Regions from separate parts of the Mus musculus genome. Here region 1 is linked to region 2. Evidence: chromatin contacts called from ENCODE Hi-C or POLR2A ChIA-PET data. All regions are on one chromosome and are shown on one strand. The core of a region is the stretch at or near the end of the contact, and the rest is flanking DNA. Distances in the headings are between cores, read along the strand shown. Region 1 holds the start of Pdlim4 (PDZ and LIM domain 4). Region 2 holds the start of Irf1 (interferon regulatory factor 1).

Region 1 (4,927 bases), core at 358-2,857, 300 kb after region 2:
CCTCCCACCAAGTCCCCATCAGTGCCAAACAAGGCCTGGGCAGCCTCTGCTGACGACTGAAGGCCTTTCCCTGTTGGACAGGCAGCCGCGTGGGCAACAGATGTCTTAGCTCTCAGCCGCCTCCAGCAGTCAGCCACGGCCACTGAGCCTGTCAGCGGCCTCACACCCAGGGTGCCTGGCCTGCCGGCTGGCCTAACACCCTCACCGTTCTTTCTTTGTAGATACACAGACCCACCAGGCAGACATAGATGCTCTGCCCCCCCCCCCCCACTTCCCACCCCCAGCGGGGATCTCTAGGGAGAACAAGGAGATGAAAGTCACAGGGATGTGCTGAAGGCATACCTCACTTGGCCCCAGGGACCTAGTGGTAAAGACAGATGTTGGAAGCCTCCTAGGACAGCTGGTCCTGCCTGTCACCCAGGCCCCCATATAGAGGATTCCACAATTCCACACCCACCCAGTGACTACCTCTTCCCAAGAACTGAAAAAGAAATCTCGAAAGCTTAGCCCAGCCTTCAGGGCCAGAAGAAGCAGCAAAGTGGTTCTCCAGTCCCCCGACACACTTCCCCAAAGACTCAAGCAGCCTCTGTGGGGTGAAGGGATGTCCACATCTGTCCCCTCCTTCTGGACCCAGAGCCACTAAGGGCAGAGCCTGGGTTCTCTTCTCTTTTGGCTCCAAGGCTGGGGAATCCCTGCCTCAGGCCGGAGCTCCTCCCTGCTCTATCTTCAGACCAACTCCCTCTCCAGGGCTGTGCCCCCTCCTCTTTGCCTCTGCCTTAGATCTAGGAGCAGGGTATGATCCTGGGACCCGTGGGGAACTGGGCTGAGGCTGTCCTGGTCCATGGCTTTGTGTTGGTTTGTAAGGAGGGGGAACCATGCCTCATTGTCTCCCCCTTGCCTGGAAGCTAACAGTCCCTCTTGGTCACTTCCCCCAGAGTGACTGAGGCCAGAGAGGAGAAACTGAAGTTCAGAGTGGGGAAGTGGGTGGACTTCCGAGGACAGCAAGACCCTCCTAAGGCCACCCGGACCTTTAACAGGGGAAGTGGGTTTTCAGTTACTTTGCCCCAAAACTTCAGGCAGGGTTGGATCTGAGGAGTTTCTGGGCCTCTGTAGAGCTGTCCAGACTCCTGGCCCATGTCTGAGGGTTCTTCCCTGGCCCACAGCAACTTCCCCTAAAGAAACTTAGCAGCGGGAAGTTGGTGTATGAACTCTTGGGGATTCTCACCACCAAACGGGGCAGGCAGGCTGTGCGGGAAGCGGGGTGGGACTGTGTTGCCCTGCTGGAACCCCCCTTCACATTATGTGGGTCACCAAGACCAACACTCTGCTTTCAAGCTTTCGACACGTCGAGGATCTGGGTCCTGGGTCTACTACAAGGACAAGGTCTAAGCCCCGGGACTACCCCGCTGCCCCGCGGGGGTCGGACTCACCCGCGAGATGGTGAGGGGAGCACTGAAGTCCCGGCCGCCCACCAGGCGGAAGCCCCAGGGTGAAGGGCCGCGCAGGGTCACCGAGTGGGTCATCGCGGGCCGGAGCTGCAGCCAGAGCTGGAGCCGGACACGGAGGAGTCGCCGCCGCTGTTGCCGCCGCCTGGCCGCCGCGCCCCGCCCCCGGGCTGCCCGCCCCCGATCCCCCCTCCGTTCGTGCCCGCGCCCCGCGCGCACACCGATTGGTCCCGCGGACTCCCGACCCTCCCACTTTGGGGGCTCCGAGGACCCGCCCCTCACTTTCCCAGGCTAAACCCCGCACCCCCCACCCGCTTATTGAAGCCCCCAGAATAGGGTCCGCTTGGATGTCTGAGTTCTGCCTGGCTGAGGAGCCGAGCAGGCTGTGGAAACTCAGACACTAGGCACCGGCCCTTTGAAGTCGCTTTTACGGGCCGGTGCTCTAGCCCGGGGAGGGATGCAGGACTGCGGTGGCTCTGATGGGGGATGGGGCCGTGCCTTGTTCCCAAACCACTTCCACGTTCTGGCGGGCCAACCTGCCTCCCCACCTTTCAGCGCATGGAACCCTCTGAACACCGGCACACTTAGAACCTTGGGCTTGAGAAGCCCTGGACTAGGGACACAGACCCAAGACAGCAGCAGGCCATGGATCTATTTGGTGGGCTACGGGGGGCGTGGGTGCAGTAGAAATAGAAAGGTGCCCAAACTAGTTTGCAAAGGCAAAGCTGATCTCCTAGAGGAGTTGACCTTTTTCTGGCATCTAGAAGCAAGGCGCATGTTTTTTTTTTCCAGGTACCCCACCCCCCACCCTCGGCTTCTTGGGCCTTGTCTTGTTTCCATCTCCCTTCAGGTCATCTTGTCTGCCAGGGGTGTTGTATCTCTTAGCTTTCTGGAAAGGAGAGCAGGCTGGAGCAGTGCCTGTCTCCCAGTGGAGGAGCAGAAGTATTTGGAGCTCGCCCCCACCCCACTCTCCAGGGCTCCTCTCTTCCCCAAGTCTTCACTTCCAACCACTGTGTGCCCGGATGTCCTTTAACAGCTTCTGGAGGTACAATGGTTTGGCCAGACTACTCTCTGGGTACCTCAGTCTGACCACATCAGCCATCAATTGCTTCTCCATACCCAGAGGAGGCAAGATCCTAGTTAGTCAATATTCTTGGCAACCCTGTGTTCTCTCTTACCCTGTTGTGACATGTGACACGTGAGTGACTCGGACTGTGTGTGTGTGATGCTGATGCTCACAGGGTAAGAGATGAGAGGGACCACTGAATCTCCTACATCTGGAAAAGAGAAGAACTGTCAGAGAGCTACAATGTAGGGGTGTCTGTCCTGATGTCTTCCTGGTGACAAAGAGTAGGACAACTTGAGAGGTACCAAGTAGGAGATCCCAGGCCGCTTGAGAGGTACCAAGTAGGAGGTCCCAGGCCGGGATGTCCTCCTGGTAGGGAGGGTGCTGCTATCCCCTCAGGTGGGAGAGGAGTGACATGGATTGAGTGTGTGACACGGATGCATGCTTGAGTGTGTGGAGAGTGAGAGGGACACACAGATGTTGGGCTCGCAATACTGTGTGGCAGAGGTTTGTGCTCGGCTTCATGCAAACAGGGGTCCCACATTGACAGGCATATGGGAAGGACCGACAGAATGGTCCCTGCATGGTCTCTGGGGGCTGGCAACCAGATGCTCCCAGCCATTGGATCCTTCTAAGTGGAGTAGAAGGGGTTCAACCACCAACCACTGGTTGTCCTGAGGGTTGAATGTAGAGCATGGGCCGTGGTCAGAGACCTCTCATCTGGACCCTCAAGAGCCACAGTATATGTGACAGCAATGAACCTTGCTGCAGGGGAGGTGGGGAGTGGTGGGGAGACGAACATAGTTCTTCAGGAATCTGTGGAAACTCCCTTTCCAATGCACCTCATAGTGGATTCTGGGAACTTTTTTTCCCAGATGTTCTTGTTTCTCTCGATTGATTTGCACCTCCCCAAGACTTGTCTTTCCCATCTTGAATACTCACATTACTTTCTTGGAGGAGGGCCTTCCTGAGGATGACCTCGCTGCCATCTTTCTTCAGAGGCTTCTCTCACGGGGTTGGAGATGAGGGGGGAGTGGGGAGGATGGTTCTAGATTCTGCTATATCAGCATTGTGCAGAGCCTGGGCAGGTTAGAAGGATGCACGATAGATATCCAGGCCTGTGGCTGTCATCATCCACGTGGGCTCTTGGTGACATCCCTGACCTGAAAGCATCAGCAGCCCACCTTTAAAAGCACCTTCCTATAGGAGAGAGGCCTGGGTAGGCTGTGGTCCTGGAGGGTAGGGGTAGTCCTTAGCAGTGTGGCTACTTCTGAGTTAACTTGAGGTTGGAGCAGTAGGTCAACTCAGTGTCAGGTCATATGGCCCCTCCAACACGACTAAGGCTTTGTAGGCTTAAGCTGAAGGCTTTGTAGTTCCCTTCCTGTCTTGATGGCTTTGGTCCTGGAGGATTGCTGTGTTGAATCTTTATGGTGGTGATGTAGCAAGTCACGAGGCTGCTGTCCAAGCTAGAGGCTTGCTTCAGGTGGGGATGGGTGGTGGCTGGTCATGGCTCACCTCTACCCTAGTGGCCTTCATATGTCTTCAGGCACATGGACTGCTGAGTGTAAGCAGACTGCTCATTTCAAACCTTCCCCATTCACTCATCAAAAATGTATTGAGTGGCCGGCCTTCATATGCCAAGGCTTGGGGCTGCCAAGGTCTAGGATTGAGGCACCATAGGGCAAGAACTGTGTCTGTCTCACTTTCTCCAGCACCCAACAGAGAACTTGGGTATTCATATTTGCTATTAACAATGTCAGAACTGATATGGGAGTCATTATCCTAGCTTAGACCTTGGCCATGATTCAGAAAGAGCAGAGGAGGGTATGAGGGAGCTCGGCAGAATGCTGCCTTAGAGACCACACTTAGGGGCCTTGTCCTTCTAAGGAGCCCCAAGTAGTTCAGGGCGTGATGCCCAGGTCCTCTGTGTGTAGCCAGGGCTGTCCAAGGCCAGAGGAAACCACAGCACTCTTTCCTTGATGGGTTGGTAGAGTTGGCAGGCTCCAGTATGAACAGACGCCCTTGGGAGATGCCCTTGGACCTGAGCCTAGGGTGAAGGGGAGGGCGGAGCATGAACAACTTCAGGCTGAGGGAATGCTCAGCTCAGACTGTCCAGGGATACACAAAGCCATGGGTAGGGCAGAGTAAAGTTGATGGGCCAGCTCATACTAAAAGTACCTTCTTGGGAGGCCACGGTGCTAGCCAGAGCACTAAGAGGCTGAGCCACTGTAGCCCAGTGACCATAAGTCTGTGTATGAAGCCTGCTCTACTCCTGCTCAGCTCCTCAGAGCCAACATGTCACTCATTCAAGAGCCAGCCCATCCCCCACTCCACCCCCAGCTGCTGTAAGCTGCTAACATAGCTGGAGGTCTGCAGCCTCCATAGCTTGGGTCTTCTCCTTTTGTTATGCCCAGTC
Region 2 (4,909 bases), core at 2,066-4,565:
GGCTTGTTGATACCTTTTAGTTGAGGAGTGTTTAATGGTTTGGGAAGGGCTTTGATAGTTTACCTGATTTCACAGGGAAAAACTACAAGAAATTTGATTATGAATCTCCCTGGCTATGGCTCATGAGTTAGACATGATTCATGGATTAGAAGGAGAGCTACTGCTGAGCGGCAGCAAGACAGGTTCTGTGAGGACAGAAAGAAGGAAACAAAACATCAAGGGAAAAGCTGATTGGTTAATGCTCGGGCGGTTCAGGTGCAGAGGGGACTCCCTCGCCGCGTGCTAACTCATGGGGACTTAAAACTCCTGTGTTTAGGAAAACTTGGTTTGGTTTAAGATCTGCGTGTTCCTTTCACATTTCAATTAATAATGTAGAACTTAGCACGAGTGACTCCATTTTGGTTTGGTCTATTGGAGCCTAGGACAGGAGCTCCGTCTAAAATAGTGGCCTCTGATATTTTGGTTTACCAATCTTCTCTCAACAATTAGGGGAGATGGGTAGAGATTATTTCTGGTTTATAGTTAATTGAGGACCAGAGAGAATAATAATTTCATTCCTTAAAAAAAAAAAAATTTACTTTTAAGAGTTGAGTGTAGATGCCTAGGGAGGCCAGAAAAGGGCATCAGATTTCCAGGAGCTAACATCACAGATGGTTGTGAGAAGCCCAGTGTGGGTGTTGAGAGTCCACTCAGGTCATCTGCAAGAGCAGCGAGTTGCTTCTTTCTCATTGTGCTTTTCCCCAGCCCCAGGGGAACGCCAAAAGCACAAGATACCAACCAAGCTTTCAGACTCAGCGCTACAGCCTGTGTTCCCCGCTTTTCTAAGAACAACTGAGGGAGCGGGAAGTGGGGTGGGAAGACAGAGGGTTTGAGCCTAGCTGAAGATGTAGCTCAGTTGGCATAGCGCTTGCCCAGCGTGTACAAAGCCTGGGTTCCACCCCCAATGCCAAAAATTCCCAATGAAGCGGTGCATACTTGCATGCTCAACATTTGATAGGTTAAAAGCAAGTTCAGAACTCAAGGTCGGCCTGGGATATGGTGAGCTGTCTCAAAAAAAAAAAAATTAGAAACTGGCTGGGTGGTGTGGTACATGCCTATAATCTCAGCGCTTGGGTGGTAGACACAGATGGAGCTCTATAAGTTTGAGAGTACCCTGGTCTACAAAGCTCTAGGACAGTCAAGGCTACATAGAGAAACCCTGCCTAGACCCTCCCTCCCCCCCCAAAAAAAAACCATAGCCCTATACCCAATCATAGGCATATTATTTATAATTTTAAATCAAGTACCAGGCAAGATGGTGGTACCGACTTGTAATCCCAGCATTAGGAAATAGAAGCAGGAAGATGAGTTGTTTAAGGCTAACCCAGGCTACAGAAGACCCTCTTCCAAAAATAAATAAATAAATAAAAATAAATAAATAAATAAATAAATTTTAAAAAAGGAGAACCCCTAAAGTCAAAGTGGGAAAAACCTCGCATAGAACATTTAAAAGATGAAAATGGTCAGTTTCACTGTTAAATCGTAGCAGTGAGGGTGGGACAGGGACATCTCCTAAGCAGAAGACTGTTAGTGTGTGTGTAGAGACTTTGCTCACAGTGTTGTCTCTATTGGGAAAAGGTGGAAATAACCTAAATGTCCTACAACAGGGTATTTATCTATCGGGTAAATTTTTATTTATCCTTATGACAGAAAACAGGTACCCATCACTAACAAGGCTGCATATGGACATTCCAGGACACAGGCTGACTTTCATTATGTATACCCACACAGTTATTTTGATGTAATTTGTAGTCTCTGGTTGCTTTCAGTAGGGTCTCTGTGGGCTTCAAGAGTTACAAAGTTTCTCTCCCTAATCTCATTTTGAATTTTCCATTGGCTGGTCAGAGTGTCTCCACAGAGCAAGTATACATCTGTTGCACAGAGAGCAGGTGTCAGATTCAGAGTCATGTGATCAGAAGGCCCTGGTCTCTAGTGATTCTCTTAATTTGCGACTTCAAATACCTCCGTATTTATTCTAGAGTCTCAATTCCTCCTTCCAAATCCTCCTGCCACCTTGAATCTCCTAGCTCGTCTATGAGGCAGTGACGTTACAGGTACAATCGTCCATTGATGTGTGTATTACAGCTTGCAACATTCAAACTGGGTGCTGTCCTAGACGGACAGCTAGGGTGAGGAAGGTGACACAAGAGAATGACACGGTAGAGGACTGATGTACTTGTGAGTCAGAAGCTGCGAGGAAGCGAATGAAGAAGCCTGAGGGGCCAGAGTTCGGAGATGGAACATGTATACACTAGCCCAGCCGCTAAGAGAAAGAACAAACTGGCAAGGTTTACTCGTGAACACCAGTTAACCCGCTGCCCTTGCCATCCCCTTGGGACCTGGGTCCCCCCTTAGCCACAATTTCCCTATGCTGCCCAGAACTTCTCCAGAGCCAGGCTTTGGGGACTCAGAAATGACTTCAAGACTATCAGAGAGGAACTCTCTCCCTAGGGCTACGTCGAGGATGGAGAGCTGAAGTAGGTGTCATAGAAGGAACCACGGCCACTTCGGAATTTTATCCACTTCTTTGGTGTTAGGTAGTCCCAAGGAATAAGGGTCGCCTTGGTCACCGCTAGCTAGAACCTCGTGTGGCACAGGAAAGCACACCCGCATCTTGTGCCCATGTAAGCAAACACATCATCTCTCCCCATAAGGACAAGGTGTTCCCCCATCACTTCAGACTAGCAAGTGAGCTATTGACATTTTATGGTTACGGAGTCCTTGAGTCCTTCAACGGCTGGCCCTGCAGAGTCCAGGCTGGGAGTTCCTACTGCCCCGTATTTCCAAGTTAGGCCTTCTGCCTCAATTTCCCAGAGCAGCCAAGTGGCAAGTAAGGCGGTACAGGGACATAATCTCTCCCTTCTTGACACTTCATTACCAGACTGATTTTGAGGGTGATTTAGTCCCGGGGACCCTTCTGGAGAGGGAATCAGGTGTTCTAGAGACATAGGGAGTTAGGTGTCTCCCGTGGAGAAGGGGAAGACCATCATAGGAGCCAGCAGGCTGGGAGTCTGCAGAAAGAGGGGGACGGTCTCGGCTTTCCAAGACAGGCAAGGGGGCAGGGGAGTGGAGTGGAGCAAGGGGCGGGCCCGCGGTAGCCCCGGGGCGGTGGCGCGGGCCCGAGGGGGTGGGGAGCACAGCTGCCTTGTACTTCCCCTTCGCCGCTTAGCTCTACAACAGCCTGATTTCCCCGAAATGATGAGGCCGAGTGGGCCAATGGGCGCGCAGGAGCGGCGCGGCGGGGGCGTGGCCGAGTCCGGGCCGGGGAATCCCGCTAAGTGTTTAGATTTCTTCGCGGCGCCGCGGACTCGCCAGTGCGCACCACTCCTTCGTCGAGGTAGGACGTGCTTTCACAGTCTAAGCCGAACCGAACCGAACCGAACCGAACCGAACCGGGCCGAGTTGCGCCGAGGTCAGCCGAGGTGGCCAGAGGGACCCCAGCATCTCGGGCATCTTTCGCTTCGTGCGCGCATCGCGTACCTACACCGCAACTCCGTGCCTCGCTCTCCGGCACCCTCTGCGAATCGCTCCTGCAGCAAAGGTGAGCTCGCCGGAGCTGCGCGGGCACCGACGGGTGCCGTGGAACAAAAGGCGCACGGGACACCAGGAAGTGGGGGCCAGAGACACCCTGGGTCGCGGTGGCGCGCTGGCTCGGGAGGGCGCTGCAAGCGGGCGGGAGGCGGGCCGCGGCGTGCACCGCCCTCTGGCCGCGCTCGGCGGTCTGCGTGCGCGGAGCCGCTGCGGGGCCTCTTGGTAGCCCAGAGTGGCCGTCGCGCGCACCCGCGAGCAGCGCCGGGGGACTCGGATGTCCGCCTGCGCGCACTTTTGGCGGTCGCAGCTTGGCTCCCAGCTCTTGCTTTCGGACGCGCAGTGTTCGGTGCAGAGGTTGGCTCGCTGCCTTGACTGGCTGGACCGGGTCGTGAACTACTGGGCTTTCGGGAGGAGGTGCCACAGGTGTTGCTTGCGCCACTTCTCTTAACAGCAGGGGAAACCAGGCCGGAAGGGGTTGCGCCCCAGCCTGTATGTTGTGGGCACTGGCTGTCAAGAGGGGACATAGACTGGATTGGAGTGGGTGGGTAGAAGTGCCCGAGATGGAGGTTGACTTGCTTGCTTGCACAGCCTGGAAGGTGCAGGGCTGGGGGTGACAAGCAAAAGTAGTCCCTTCCTTCTTCCAAAGATTGAATTTTGAGAGAAAAGTTCTGTCATTGAGATGTCTGTCTTTTGGCTTTTTTTTTTTTTTTGCACATATATCCTGCAACCATCCATCCATCCAGACTTGCTTGGTTGTTTATTCCTGAGACTGACTGGGAGAGACTGAAAAGAATGGGCAGGTGGCTTTGCCCATGATGCTGGAGAGTTTCATTCTACTTCAGGGTCCCTAATCTATGACCTGGGTACCTGGCTGATGGCAGGAGAGTGGGGGAGGGTAATGACCTGGGTGTGAGGACAGGAGAAGGTAATTGAGCGAGCGGCCTTGGGTGGAGCAGGGCAGTGCCCAGGGTTGTTTAACAGACTCCAAACACAGGCCTCTGTCTTTTCCCTCCAGCCACCATGCCAATCACTCGAATGCGGATGAGACCCTGGCTAGAGATGCAGATTAATTCCAACCAAATCCCAGGGCTGATCTGGATCAATAAAGTGAGTGTTATCCTGCGTATTCCTGCCACTGTTTAATGCATGTTCTCTTGGGGCGCCAAATTTCATGAGTGAACGTTAAGAGAGCAGGAAAATGTATTTCCCAGTGGGTGCTGCATGCCAGAACGTGCAAGGTCTGACTTCTGCCTCCTGCTTCTTCCTTCCTGAAGCTGTGGCCAGCTCACCCTCCTAGTGGTACAGTCCTCAGCACCAAAACTTCTCAGCTTCTGCAGAG

What was found. A loop is a pair of places that touch in the nucleus more often than their neighbours do. ChIA-PET counts read pairs that join two places held with the same protein, here RNA polymerase II (POLR2A).
Region 1: a loop to region 2 is called in a map of Patski, with 2.6 times the contacts of the local background. The contact joins the promoter of Pdlim4 here to the promoter of Irf1 in region 2. A Hi-C loop is called at or near these places in 1 of 37 maps with a recorded cell type or tissue (Patski). POLR2A ChIA-PET finds 5 or more read pairs at or near these places in 2 of 5 experiments (Patski and embryonic stem cell).

Annotation. Positions count from the first base shown.
Region 1 is chr11:54,067,410-54,072,336 of GRCm38, forward strand. Pdlim4 (PDZ and LIM domain 4) reads right to left here and starts at 1,608. Exons shown (of 7, transcript NM_019417.3): 1 at 1,431-1,608. The coding sequence starts at 1,523.
Region 2 is chr11:53,766,699-53,771,607 of GRCm38, forward strand. It overlaps Irf1 (interferon regulatory factor 1), which reads left to right and starts at 3,316. Exons shown (of 10, transcript NM_008390.2): 1 at 3,316-3,580; 2 at 4,586-4,677. The coding sequence starts at 4,591.